2 separate regions of the Homo sapiens genome follow, and region 2 is linked to region 1. The links are chromatin contacts, found by Hi-C or POLR2A ChIA-PET in ENCODE. All regions are on one chromosome and are shown on one strand. The core of a region is the stretch at or near the end of the contact, and the rest is flanking DNA. Distances in the headings are between cores, read along the strand shown.

Region 1 (7,252 bases), core at 4,492-6,991:
CAGCGGGCTGTGGAGTATGACACACTCTTCCGGAAATACGACCACATGAGGTGTGTCCAGCACTGTGCTGCAGCATGGGACCCAAACCCCTGCCCTCTCCCAAATGCCCTTTTCTAGGTACAAGGGCCTCATCCTCACCTGTGTTCTTCCATATCCACGGTGAGAGCTTCCCACCCACTGTTAATTGAAGCTAAGCTGGCTTCCAACCCTCCTTGTTCATCTGAAAATCAGCAACAACATGTCATTTTAGGAAATCAGAAGGGTACTTCTGAGCCACCATGTGCCCAGGGCTCCATATTCCTAGTCCTCATCCTAGATGCCTCTTGTGAAAGGCCCAGAGACCACACAGAGGCACACTTGCATTCCATCCTCTCAGGGCTGCCATCCTGGAAAAAATGCCTCTTGTGGAGCGAGATGGCCCTCAGGCTGATGAGGAAGCAAAGGAAAGCAAAGAAGCAGCCCAGCTTTCAGAAGCAGCCCCAGTGCCCACAGAGCCCCAGGTGAGAAGGCTAGAAACTCTGGGGTAGGAAGACGGGCTGAGCTTCATACCCAGCCCTGCCCCTTCTGTCCCTTCTGCCAGGCCTCACAGCTCCTGGATCTGCTAGATCTCCTGGATGGGGCTTCTGGGGATGTCCAGCATCCTCCCCATCTGGACCCCTCCCCAGGAGGTGCCCTGGTACACCTGCTTGACCTTCCCTGTGTACCTCCACCCCCAGGTAAGCCTAAGCAAAGGGAAGATGTCTTAGAGAAGGTAGGTGGAAATGTACTGCTCCTCCTCCTAAGCCAAGGGCTGAGGCTCATGGACCCTGCTTCTTCCTGTGTGTCCCCCATCCCATCGCCATCTCAGGAGGTAAAAGAATGAAGTCAATCATGGTCATCTGTCTTCCCTTTGTTCCAGACTTCTTTCCCTGGCCTACAGGGCCCTGCTTCCTCCCCAACCCTTCTTATACCACTTTCCCACTACCCACTCACTGCCCCCTTCTCAGCTCCTCACACCCTCCCACCCTTGGCATTTCATGTTCTTTTTTACATGGAATGTTCTTTCCCCAGCACATCAAATGACCAGCTCATTCTCACTCTTCAGGCTTCAGCTAAAATGTCAGATGCCTTCCCCTACCACTCCTATTTAAGTCAGTTCTCCCCAGTTATTCTGGCATGACTTACTTCCTTCATAGCATCTATTATGGTCTGTAATTATCTTGCCTTTTTTTTTTTTTTTTTTTTTTTTTTTTTGAGACAGCGTCTTGCTCTGTCACCCAGGCTGGAGTGCAGTGGCGTGATCTCGGCTCACTGCAACCTCTGCCTCCCGGGTTCAAGCTGTTCTTGTGTCTCAGCCTCCCAAGTCCGGGCCTCAGGTGATCCACCCACCTCAGCCTCCCAAAGTGCTGGGATTACTGGCTCACGCCCGGCCTTTTTTTATTGTTTCTCTCCCCCATTAGACAGTAAGCTCCATCCTCATCTACATGTCTACTTTGTTACTAGCCTTTCGAGTAGTGCAGGGCCAGTAGGTGTTTACTCAATTTTTGTTGAATGAATGAACAAACATGTTCTCTCAAACCTGCACACTGAGCTGCTTCTGTCTCCCTACTCCAGCTCCCATCCCAGATCTCAAAGTGTTTGAGCGTGAGGGAGTACAGCTGAATCTGTCTTTCATTCGACCCCCTGAAAACCCTGCTTTGCTGTTAATCACCATCACTGCCACCAACTTCTCAGAGGGTGATGTCACCCATTTCATCTGCCAGGCTGCTGTGCCCAAGGTTTGTAAAGATCAGAGTTCAGAGGTGGCCTGGGGACTCCAGGAGAAAAGGCCACTAAGTGGAGGAGGTGGGTGGGAGACAGTGTGAGATGGGATTGAGTCATCTGGAGATCAGCACTTGGGGAGTTACAGGAAAAGGGTGTGGAGCCACTGAGTATAGAGGGGCTGCCTGAGCCCTACCTACTGCCATACTGTGCTCTGTTAAACTCCTGTGTTCAGAGTCTCCAGCTGCAGCTGCAGGCCCCCAGTGGGAACACAGTTCCAGCTCGGGGTGGCCTTCCTATCACCCAGCTCTTCAGAATCCTCAATCCTAACAAGGTGAGCTTCAGGAGTTCCCCCAAGACAAGACCCAGGGATAGAAGAAGCCGTGGGTGCTAACCCTGGTCCCTGCTCTCCTATTCCTAGGCCCCCCTGCGGCTAAAGCTGCGCCTCACCTACGACCACTTTCACCAGTCGGTGCAGGAGATCTTTGAGGTGAACAACTTGCCTGTGGAATCGTGGCAGTAACTGTCTCCACTCACAGCCTGAAATTCTCCTGTGTCCCAAACCCCAGGGGGCCCCAGCAGCTTCGAACCTACACCTGAGGGCTACCAGCAGGTGGCGCTCTGGCTTTGCACTGCAAAAACTGGGGACCAGCCCCCTTCTCCCACAAATAAAGCCCAATAAAGCCTGAGAAGTGAGGAAAGCCATATTTGGGTATATTTGAAGTGGAAAGTGTGTATGAATAACAGCAAGGGAAGAGCATTCTTACATAGGAGGTATGCATCTTCCCCTGAGCCTTGAGAACCTGTCTCAACACGGGGGCGGGGAGGGGGCAGCTGTTGGTTCTTTCTAACCCTCTCCAGGTCAGGGAACAAATTTGCCCCTAAACTTCCACAGGAGGCACTCTACCCTCTGGGCCAGAGCTGGGCACAGTGGCAAAGTCAGATTAGAATTTCTAGAGTTCTAACAGCGATTCCCAACCATTTCCTCAACTTTTCTTCTGTTTCCCACATCCCAAGGCAGGGAAATCCCTGCTGCCTCTCCTCATCTTCTAACTCAGCTGTAAGGCGGTTTAGGAGCCGCTGGCAGAATCAATGGCATCGACCAAGGGAGGGGGGGTGGCAAGGGATTTTCCTGTGCTTAACTACTGATCACGGCTAAGTGGAAATCCTATAAACACGAGCGGAAATCAATGGAGGCTGCTTAGCGGCCAGGGGAGAGGGGCGGCCCACAGATTGCATCTGACGGATGAGCGAGAGGAAGCAGCCAGGGAGGGCTCAAGGAAGAGTAGCTTAGAGGAGGGGGAAGAAACAGGCAGCGCTGGAGAGAGAGGAGTCACTGTCAGAAGGGACACTGAGGGGAGAGGCACAGTGGGCCCAGGAGTGGACTCCGTTAGACCCAGAGTTCCCTTCCCCTTCTAGGAAGTGACACCCCTAGCCCAGGCAGTGGTCAGGATCTTCAGTCTCCTGTGGCCTCTCTCTGGAGCTGTTCACTTCTAGCAGGCGCTGATAGTCTTGAGGCCGGAAACGCTGTAGATACACAATCAGCTTGGCTGGTGCTGTCTCCTGTGCAGGCACACCTACAGGTAAAAGGACAATGAGGAGAGAAATGGACAGAGCCACAAGCACTTGGACTCTGCTCCCTGCCCACCTAGCCAGGACTCCGTGGATGTTTCCAAAGCCACACTGGGGTTCTGAATGTCACCCACCCAGCTTCTGTAACACACTAGTCCACTCCCTGCCTGCCTGTGGAAGTGGGACCTAAAAGAGCAACTTCAGGCAAGAGTGGGACTAGAAGCCACACCTCAGCCTCTCTCCTCCAGCAAGGAGAAATGGCGAAGAGGCACCCAGGCACCAAGATAAACGAAGGATGCCTCAGCGTCAGCTCATTTCAGTTATTACCCTGTTCCGCAATCAAGATTAAAGCCCTAGACCAGGCCAAAGCTCATTAGCTTAGTAATGAAGCACATGCAGAGATGTACACATAGAAACCAAGAGCTATAGAAAGAAGAGGAGGGAAGCTATAGCCATGGGGTGGGATTCACATAGAATTCTCGCCTCTACATGGTGAGGTGAGAATGGAACTGCCTGTTGCCAGTGTCTTGTTGTTAGTGCCTGGCAGCATGCTGGGCACATAGCAAGGAACTCAGTGTATGTTTGCTGAGGGGGCTCAAACAGCACTGCAGGGCTGTAAGGCCCCATGGGATGCACAATTCCTAGTGTGGATGAACTGTCTACAAGGGAATTATGCTTAGGAACAAATCTGCCAAATCATGCCCCACTGTCTCACATAACTATAATGTTATTGTCCTTTACAAAAAGCCAAAAGGACAAATTAAAAGGATCTAGGTAATTGTAAAACAAAAGGACAAGACTGGTTGGACTCTCAGTGTAGTGGGCAGTGCATCAGTCTCATGATCTGAAGATCCTGGGTCTGAGCCTCCCAGAGGGCAGCTTTTGTAAAAAGGCTTACTTTTTACTCCTTGTGGAGGAGTGGTGACTGAAGAAGAAGAAAAAAAAGAGATTGGGGGAAGGAAGAGTCAAAGCAGGGAACTGAGAAATGAAACTGAAGGAGATCTGGCTATAGGTATGAGAACTAAATGAGGCAGGTTGGCTGGAATTAGACACGTGGAAGGACTAGATCCAAATTAGCTACTGTTAAAGAGAAAACGAGATTTCACAGAACTGTAAGCAAACTTAGAAAATTGCTAAAACAATTCCCATTACAAAAATAATCCAGGCCAGGCACAGAGGCTCACACCTGTAATCCCAGCACTTTGGAAGGCCGAGGCAGGCAAATTGCTTGAGTCCAGGAGTTCCAGACCAGCCTGGGCAACACGGCAAAACCTTGTCTCTATTAAAAAAAAAATTTTTAATCCGGAGGCCCTCCCCCACTGCATGGTCCAGCAGGTGCCTCCAAAAGAGAAAAGTGGGGAGCAGGAAAAGCACAAAAGGGCCTGTCTCCCTCACCAAGCATGCTGCTGAGCCTGTGGATCTTCTCTAGGGCAGTTGGTACTTCAGCCTCCTCATGCACCAGGGCCTCTACCTCACCCACAGCGTAGCCAAAGTCGGCTGTATCCAAGTCCACCCTGAGCTGTGGCTCCTCTTCATCAGCTCCCAAGAGCACCAGCTTCCAGGCACTCCGCTTAGTCACAAAACTAGCTACTTCCTGCAGCCCCAGTGGGCCCAGCACAGCAGCCACATCTCCAGCCCCCAGGCCGTCAGCCCGCAGCACCTTACAGAGTTGGGCCACAATTGTAGGTTCCGCTGTGAGTTCCTTATACTCCGTGTGGGGTCCTAAGACACCTGCTGCTCCAGGACATTTGAGCTCCCATCCACTATCCTCTCGTCGTCGCAGCCAGTGGTCAGCCTGCATGAGGCTCAGCTCAGGGGTGTCATAGTAGGTGTCTCGGAAGGTGACCCGGTACTCCAGGGTGCCCCCCAACTCCTGCAGCCGCTCCTCTGTGCCAGGCCCTGGAAGGAACTTTCGCTCCACCTCAATCAAGCCCTGGGCCATGCTACCTGCAATTGGCTGAACAAACGTTTGCTGAGTTCCCAAGGATGCAAAGCCTGGTGCTCAGCTCCTGGGGCGTCAACTCAGTACAGAACCCCTCCCTGGAAAAACTTATGAGGGGCACACTGTGTCGCAATAGTCTCTAGGGCTACTGCCCTTTTCTCTCTACCTCGGTGACATTAAGGCCCCGTCGGTGATATTTTAAGGCTCTGACAGTGACAGGTCTCCAGTAAAATCCCTTCCACTGCTGCTGATGTCCTCAATCCAAAGAGACCCCTAGAAAGCAGGCCGGGTAGCGGGTGTCCTTTCAACGCCCCCCTCTCTACACCTTGCCACCCCAGGAGGCTACTGGCTCACGACCCGGGAGGACCTGCCCTTTCCTGCTACACTACCGGCCAGCGGAACTTCAGGTCTCACCTCAAAGCCCGAGAGTCTCCTCGCGGGACCCACAGAGGGGGAAGGGAGCCCACGCCATACACTCGCGAGGAATGCCGGGAGCAGTTCCGGATCCCGGACCTCGGCCCGACCCTCCGCGCGCCCGGCAGGTCCCGGCACCAGCGGCCATATTACGCCCGTTGTGGCGGTGCCGAGAGCAGGCCAGGGCTCGAGACACGCGCTATGTAATGGGAGGCCGCGACCCCCGCGGTGGCCAGGGGAGCGAGGCCGCCCCTTGCATTCTGCTCCTCATTGTTGGCCCCGCACGGCTCCCGGGGGCTGGTACAGGTCTCATGCCTGAGGCTGAGCCAGGCACCCCGAGGCGCGGATGCATGATGGGAGATGTAGTTCCAAAGGGAGACTTTGCCATCTCGCCCCGCCCGTCGCTATGGCGACAGGAAAGCTGCACTTGGTGCCTGCGGTACTCTACCTAAAGCTGAACTGGGGCTACAAGGCGGCGGGGAGAGTCGGGTGCAAGGAGCTCAAGCCCCAGTCCCGTCTCCAACACCCCCCGCCGCACCCCCAACGCAGGCAGATGGGCCTGGAATACAAGCCATTCACACCGTCCAACAGATATCTGCTATAGCAGCCAGCTAAGCGCAGGCCAGTGGCAATGGTGGCGAGGGGGGTTGGGGTGGGGGGAGGGAAGGGGGCGGGGGCAGCGCGTAATAAAGTCCAGTTTAGCTACTCTGGAGTTTTAGAGGGGATCTAATACCTCCTGGCATGAACGTTGAGGGTAAGAGTGGGTGAGAAACTTTCTGTCAGAGAATAAAGTGGTATTTTGGCCAGGAACTAAAGATATGATGGTATTTCAACAGTTGGAGACCTAGATGGAGACAGGAATAGCCTAAGCAAAGGCCCAGAAACTGGAGAGCACCTGGGTGGTACGTAAGGAGAAGACGAGGCTAGAAATGCAGTTGAGGGAAAAGCCTTGAGTGCTAGACTGAGGAGTTTGTCAGAGTTTCCAGCGGTCCCTAAGCAGTTTTTGTCAGGTGTAGAACTACTTATGTTCATTTAGAATACAGAAAGGCCGGTGCGGTTGCTCACACCTGCAATCCCAGCACTTTGGGAAGCCGAGGCAGGTGAATCACCTGAGGTCAGGAGTTCGAGACCAGCCTGGCCAACATGGAGAAACCCCCCCGGCCCGCCGTCTCTACTAAAAATGCAAAAATGAGCCGGGCATGGTGGCGCGTGCTTGTGTTCCCAGCTACTCCAGAGGCTGAGGCATGAGAATTGCTTGAACCTGGGAGGCAGAGGTTGCAGTGAGCTGAGATGGCGCCACTGCACTCCAGCCTGGGCGACAGAACGAGACTCCATCTGTCCCCAAAAAAATAAAATTCAGGAAAACATGGGGGTTGGCCCTTTGAATGCTTTGGGAGACAAAATATTAATAGAGATGATTCCTTCTTACTCCCTCTGAGGACTATGGTTATCTGGAGACTCTAACTATATGTCTGACCTTCCATGTGAGGAAGCTCCCTGAGGAACCGTGGCTCTTAACTCCTGGACTCCTTCCTATGATGGGTGAGAAGTGCCATGTTCTCAACACCTGCCCTCTCACCAGTA
Region 2 (7,063 bases), core at 3,480-5,979, 80 kb before region 1:
ACAGAATTGCTCACTGAAGGCCAAGTCCTTGGAGAACAGGGGAGAATCAGAGAAAGTAAGGTCAGATTGTTGGCATCTGCCCTCAGCTTCAGGAGGGAGGACTGCAACAGTTTCGAGAAAAAGAGTCATGATCCTGTGAACTGAGACACTAAACAGCAAAATGATTCAGGAGGGTTAGGAGACTGTCAGCAATAAAATCCCAGCTATAAAATCACAAATGATCCTTTGGAGGCATTAACAACATAGCTAAAGAGCCTGGGGAAGCTGCTCAGCAGGGGCTGCAGGGAGCTCAAATTTCAGATCATCTCTGAGGATGTAGCCAAGGGCACCCAGCCAAGGGCAGATAGAAGGGAGGGGCCAGCCTGAAGATGATGTTGGCAAGTGAGAGTGCAGGATCTAGGGAAGGCAGAACACTCTAAGGCCAGAAGGCAGGAAACACTTTGACCCAGTGCTTAGGGCAGAGTGGTGAATGCTCACAATAGCAGAAAGAATGAGATTCATCACGACGCATTCTGGCAGAGAGAACAGAAAACAAAACATGAGAGTGAAGGGAACAGAAGTCACTGGGGAACAACTAGGCCCAAGATGAGCTTCAAGGCATTTTACAAGGTCTCTCCCGGTCCCTTGTGGACAAGGTAGCAGAATCCTTGAATGGACTTACAGCAGGCTGGGATGTCTAAGCCCCCGGAATGCTGATGGCTGGATCTGGTCCTGTCGGCAAGTTTGTGTGGGACTCAGTGAGGAGCCCCCTTCTAGGAGAGACAGTCTCCGCTACAGGCACAGGTCACCAAAGAAAAACACAGTATCCGTATCTTCCCCTACAAAAGGGTGTACCATACAAAAATGTTTGACTCTTACAGAGAGACTCTGACTAACCATTCACAGCTGTATCCCTAGAGCCTGGAATAGTGGTGCCTGGCAGACAGCAATAAATACCTGCTGAATGATTAAATGAAAAAGTGATGAGAAGAGAAAACAAAGCAGAAAGTGTGGGGGCCAGATTTAAGAACCAACAAGCCAGAAAGTAGCATCCGGGCACATTTTGGGAGACAGCTGGCCAGGCAGGACTACCACCCAGGGCCTGCTTCTCCCATAACCTCTGGAGGGAAACAGAGTCTTGGTGGGCACAGGCATGCTGGAGCCCAGTGCAGAGCTGGAATCGGGCCCTCAGCCGCCTCCCCAGGGGAGGCCTCTCACCTTGTCCCAGATCTGCTCACTGGTCCCCAGAGTGCTCCCTACCAGAGGGTTGACCCCTGCGCTGCACACCAGGAAGTCGACGCCCCCACAGTGCTCCAGGGCCTGCGGAGAGGAGATTGGATGAGTGTGGAGATGGCCTGAGGAGGACTATCCCTCCCAGGGCAGCCCAGGTCATAAGGCCTTCAGGCAAAGCTTGCAGAGCTCCTAAAGGAAAATGACCTAGGTGTCCCAAGGGCAGGCTCCTGGGGCCAGGCACTGAGAGAGGAAGGTCTGCTCCAGGAGTCCCTCTGGGGACCTCCCTCACCCCTTCAGACTCCTCCTCCACAGTGATTCTCCCCGGGCCTGGGGGTGGGGTGAGGGTCCTCTCACGAACAGGTCACTTTCCTGAGGGACCTTCTGGGTAGCGAGGTTAGCTTGGGCAGCCTGGGTGCAGTCATGGTCTCAGGACATATTCTAGACCCACCCCACAAGGGCCAAGCAGTGAAGGAAAGGTTCTGCATGTTCCCCTCTCTGTGTCCTTCCACCGCCTGCCCCCTCACCTTGGCCACCAGCTGCTCCCGGTCCTCAGCCTTCCCCACGTGGCACACAATGCCCGCCACACTCAGCCCCTCCCCCTGCAGCTTGGCCATGGCCCGGTCCACGTTCTGCTGCTTCCGGCTGCTGATGACCACGTGGGCCCCGTCCCGGGCCAGACGTCGGGCGATGGCAAAGCCGATCCTGAATGCAGAGATGGAGGGCAAAAGTCAGCCTCAGCCTCTCTCCACTGTCCTTCCTCTACCCAGCTCTGGAAATCAGCAAATAAGGCTGGGTCTTGCTTTAAAACCCTGAGTCCTTGTGGAAGCCACAAGGACCCTGTGAGGGGCCAGGACCCATGGGCAATCCAGCACTCACCCACTGGTGGACCCCGTGACCACGGCTACCCGGTTAGCCAGGACGCCCTTCCTGTCTATCCCGGTGCTGCTCATCCTCACAGAAAGCCTAGCACAGGGATGAAACCAGCCCTGGTAGCCCCGGGCAACTGCTGACAGCATAGTGGTTGGTGTCTGAGATGCTTCCTGCTGAATCAGGCCTGGGGGAAAGAATCAATTTCACTTATCACTGATGCCTCAGTGAGCATGAAGGTAATCTACCCTCCTCCTTCCTCCAGACAGACAAGGCCAGCAACAGAAAGTGGCAGAGAGTCAGGCTGGTTAGGGTAAATTTCAAACATGTGAACCTCAGGTCAGGAAAGCAATCCATGAAAACTCCTAAGCTATAAAACTGGGGAAATTATTCACAAATTAAAATGTGAGACTCAACATTCATTAGACAAGGGTGATTTTTCCATCCATTGCATAGCAAACATTGAGCACTGGCAATGTGTCAAGCACTGGGCAGTAGAGGCGGGGACACCTTAGTAAACGACAGACTCAGCCCTGGACCCCAACCATGCAGCTTCCCAGTTAAATGAGATGCCAGGCACCAACAAATAATTATACCAGTTATTAATTAACTGCTTCTGTGTCTGGAATTGGTGGGTTCTTGGTCTCGCTGACTTCAAGAATGAAGCCACGGACCCTCGCAATGAGTGTTACAGTTCTTAAAGATGGTGTGTCCGGAGTTGTTCATTCCTCCCATCCGGAGTTGTTCATTCCTCCCGTCCGGAGTTGTTCATTCCTCCTGGTGGGTTAGTGGTCTTGCTGGCTTCAGGAGTGAAGCTGCAGACCTTCGCAGTGAGTGTTACAGCTCTTAAAGGCAGTGCGTCTGGAGTTGTTCATTCCTTCTGGAGGGTTTGTGGTCTCACTGGCCTCAGGAGTGAAGTTGCAGACCTTCGTGGTGAGTGTTACAGCTCTTAAAGGCAGCGCGGACCCAAAGAGTGAGCAGCAGTGAATCAAGATTTATTGCAAAGAGCGAAAGAACAAAACTTCCACAGTGTGGAAGGGGACTCAAGCAGGTTGCTGCTGCTGGCTCGGGTGGCCTGCTTTTATTCCCTTATCTGGCCCTGTCCACATCCTGCTGATTGGTCCATTTTACAGAGAGCTGATTGGTCTGTTTTATAGAGAGCTGATTGGTCCATTTTGACAGAGTGCTGATTGCTGTGTTTACAAACCTTTAGCTAGACACAGAGTGCTGATTGGTGCATTTACAATCCTTTCGCTAGACACAAAAGTTCTCCAAGTCCCCACCTGATTAGCTAGACATAGAGTGCTGCACCCTTGCTTGTCCTCCTAGACCATGAGGAGGACCGAGAAAAATCGGATTTAGTGGCCCTTACCGACGCATTCTCGAAAACCTGTTAGAGTCCTAAGCATTCTCCTGTTAGTATTGGGAACTTACCCGTGTCCTATAAAGATGTTATGCCCCAAAAATGAAGAAGAGTAACCTGAGGGAGGGAAGGGGTCTCCAGGGTTGGAAAAGTGACACCTTTTGTCCTCACTTATATGAATAGGAAGGATACAATTTCTGAGGCTCCCCCTATCCTAGCTTCAGGAATAGCTTTTGTTAGACCTGCTTATCTGAGGAGGGATTCTAAAATTCCAGATAGTTCCCCCTACAACTGGGCTTTGGGCAAAAATTATGTCTTTCTGATTGGTGAGCCCAGGTGCCTAAAGAAGGTAACAGAGTCCTGAAATTTTTACTAGAAATCATTCTTATAAGAGAAATTAGAAAAGCACCAGAGACAGGGAGTGGTTTTTTAGAAGTGGGACTAGCCTAGGAGAAGAGAGGAGAGAGAAAGTTTGTCTGGCAGGCATTAGGACCCAGCGAGCAAGGGTCAGGATAGATAGGATAGATAGGTGAGTCTCACTTGGGCAACATGCCTTTGAGAGTTCCGCTCATGGCCGCAGGGTCAACCAACTTGTTGTGGGGACTCCGGAGCTGAATGGCTTTCCTCTCTGTTGACCCTCAGCTCAGCCCAGAAGTACAGGAAAAGCGGAAGCTGGTTCCAGGCAAAACAACATTCCCAACTCCACAGAGCCAGGGGTTGTTAGAGATCCCTTTCCCAGAAAGCCTGACACCCACGTTTTTAGTCCAGCGGCTGCGCTAGTCACTTTTAACTGGCCGACAGGTGCCCAGAATTTAGCCACCGAATTCTAAGGAAAAATAGGACAGAATAGCAAATGAAAGGGATCTGATGGTACTCACCACTTGGCGATAGGTGATAGTCTCACCGCTTGGTGATGGTCTCACCACTTGGCAATAGTCTCACTGCTTGGCAATAGTCTCACCACTTGGTGATAGGTGACAGTCTCTTCAAAGTCACCAAAATGTGTACGGAATTGATGGGTTCTTGGCCTCACTGACTTCAAGAATGAAGTTGCAGACCCTTGCGGTGAGTATTACGGTTCTTAAAGATGGTGTGTCCAGAGTTGTTCATTCCTCTCGGTGCATTCGTGGTCTTGCTGGCCCCAGGAGTGAAGTTGCAGACCTTCGCGGTGAGTGTTACAGCTCTTAAAGGTGGCACGGACCCAACGAGTGAGCAGCAGCAAGATTTATCATGAAGACCAAAAGAACAAAGCTTCCACAGCGTGGAAGGGAACCAGAGCAGGTTGCTGCTGCCGGCTCAGGCAGCCTGCTTTTATTCCCTTAACTGGCCACACCCACATCCTGCTGATTGGTCCATTTTATGGAGAGCTGATTGGTCCATTTTACAGAGAGCTGATTGGTCTGTTTTACAGAGAGCTGATTGGTCCGTTTTGACAGAGTGCTGATTGGTGCATTTACAAACCTTTAGCTAGACACAGAGTGCTGATTGGTGCATTTACAATCCTTTAGCTAGACACAAAAGTTCTCCAAGTCCCCACCAGATTGGCTAGACACAGATTGCTGATTGGTGCATTTACAAACCTTTAGCTAGACACAGAGTGCTGATGGGTGCATTTACAAACCTTTAGCTAGACAGAAAAGTTCTCCAGGTCCCCACCGGACCCAGAAGCCCAGCCGGCTTCACCTCTCAATGGCACACACTGCAGGACTTTGCGGCACCTAGCCCAGGCACTCCAGCAGCCCAGAGGGAGCTCATCCCCCAGTCAGGCCCAGCTGGCACCGGCCGGCCCACGGAGCCCCTGCTGGCCGGTGAGTGCCCTGTACAGTGTGGGCTCCTGCCGGCGCCTCTCCCTCCACACCTCCTGGCGAGCAGAGGGAGCTGGCTTCGGCCTTGGCCAGCCCCAGAGAGGGGCCCCCACAGTGCAGTGGTGGGCTGAAGGGCTCCTCAAGTGCAGCCAGAGTGGATGTGGAGGACGAGGAGGCACCAAGAGTGAGCAAGGGCTGCTAGCATATTGTCACCTCTCACTTCTAGTTGAAAAAGCAAAATCAACAGAAACTCTCATTCACTGCTGGGTAGAGGGTAAGTACAATCACTTTGGGAAATGATTTGGCATTATACGGAGAAGTTGAAAATAAAGATCTCTGACTCTGTAGAGGGAACTTGCATCCTGCAGACAGGAGGTCATGTGTGCACCAAGAGACTGTACACACAGGTTCAGAGAAGCCTGCTTAGAATGTTCCAAACTGGAAACAAGTCTGTATTAGTTTGTTTTCACACTGCTATAAAGAACTAACTGAGGCCAGGCACGGTAGCTCACACCTGTAATCCCAGTACTTTGGAAGGCCAAGGTGGGCAGATCCCTTGAGCTCAGGAGTTTGAGACCAGCCTGGGCAACAAGGTGAAACCATGTCTCTATAAAAATTAGCTGGGTGTGGTGGTGCATGCCTGTAGTCACAGCTACTCGGGAGACTAAGATGGGACGATTGCTTGAGCCCAGGAGGTCAAGGCTGTGGTAGGCTGAGATTGCACCACCGTACTCCAGCCTGGGAGAGAGAGCAAGACCCTGTCTCAAAAAAAAAAAGAACTACCTGAGACTGGGTAATTTATAAAGAAAAGAGGTTTAATTGACTCACAATTCCACAGGCTGTACAGGAAGCATGGCTGGGAAGGCCTCAGGAAACTTACAATTAAGGCAGAAGGTGAAATGAAGCAGGCAGAACTTACACAGCTGGAGCAGGAGGAAGTGAGAGCAAAGGGGGAGGTGCTACACACTTCCAAACAACCAGATCTCATGAGAACTCACTCACTATCACAAGAGCAGCAAGGGGGAAATCTGCCCCCATGATCCAATCACCTTCCACTAGGCCCCCTCCTCCAACATTGGGGATTACAATTCGACATGAGATTTGGGCAGGGACACAGACCTAAACCATATCAAAGTCTATATGCCTATTAACGGTGGAATGGATAAACAAACTGTGTTGCATTTCTATAATGGAATACTATACAATAATGAAAATGAATGAGCTGAAGCCACACTGAACAACATAAAGGAATCTTAAAAAATATACTGTTGAGTAAAAGAAGTCAGACACAAAAGAATACATATTATTTGAGTCCACAAGTTTCAACAACAGGTAAAACAATTCTATATTGCTTAAGAAGGCAAACAGGTGACAAAAATACAGAGAAATGCAGGGCAGTGATCACCACAAAAGTGAGGAGAGTGGGTATTTCCGCAGTAGAGCTGTGGGGAGGCAGTTATGATTAAGAAGGTGCAAACAGGCTAGGCACGGTGGCTCATGCCTGTAATCCCAGCACTTTGGAGGCCAAGGCAGGGGGATCACTTGAGGTCAGGAGATGGAGACCAGCCTAGCCAACATGGTGAAACCTCATCTCTACTAAAAATACAAAAATTAGCCAGGTGTGGTGGCGCATGCCTATAGTCCCAGCTACTTGGGAGACTGAGGCAGGAGAGTCGCTTGAACCCAGGAGTTGGAGGTTGCAGTGAGCCAAGATTGCACCACTGCACTCCATCCTGGGTGACAGAGGGAGACTCCGTCTCAAAAAAAAAAAAAAAAAAAAAAAAAAGAAGGGGCAAACTAAAGAGCTTCTAGCGTG

What was found. A loop is a pair of places that touch in the nucleus more often than their neighbours do. ChIA-PET counts read pairs that join two places held with the same protein, here RNA polymerase II (POLR2A). Pooled maps may share reads with other maps.
Region 2: POLR2A ChIA-PET joins it to region 1 with 12 read pairs in HepG2. The contact joins the promoter of DHRS2 here to the promoter of THTPA in region 1. A Hi-C loop is called at or near these places in 4 of 50 pooled maps. POLR2A ChIA-PET finds 5 or more read pairs at or near these places in 2 of 52 experiments (BJ and HepG2).

Annotation. Positions count from the first base shown.
Region 1 is chr14:23,554,760-23,562,011 of GRCh38, reverse strand. It overlaps THTPA (thiamine triphosphatase), which reads right to left and starts at 5,741. Exons shown (of 2, transcript NM_024328.6): 1 at 4,708-5,741; 2 at 1,741-3,317. The coding sequence starts at 5,254. The coding sequence ends at 3,172. AP1G2 (adaptor related protein complex 1 subunit gamma 2) reads left to right here. Exons shown (of 22, transcript NM_003917.5): 17 at 1-50; 18 at 377-500; 19 at 581-716; 20 at 1,594-1,757; 21 at 1,976-2,074; 22 at 2,162-2,445. The coding sequence ends at 2,263. It overlaps AP1G2-AS1 (AP1G2 antisense RNA 1), which reads right to left and starts at 915. Exons shown (of 4, transcript NR_110555.1): 1 at 139-915. It also overlaps a transcript of ZFHX2 not described here. RefSeq lists enhancers at 4,699-4,748, 5,609-5,868, 5,427-6,361.
Region 2 is chr14:23,634,030-23,641,092 of GRCh38, reverse strand. It overlaps DHRS2 (dehydrogenase/reductase 2), which reads right to left and starts at 4,729. Exons shown (of 9, transcript NM_005794.4): 1 at 4,321-4,729; 2 at 2,089-2,266; 3 at 1,737-1,914; 4 at 1,198-1,299. The coding sequence starts at 2,228.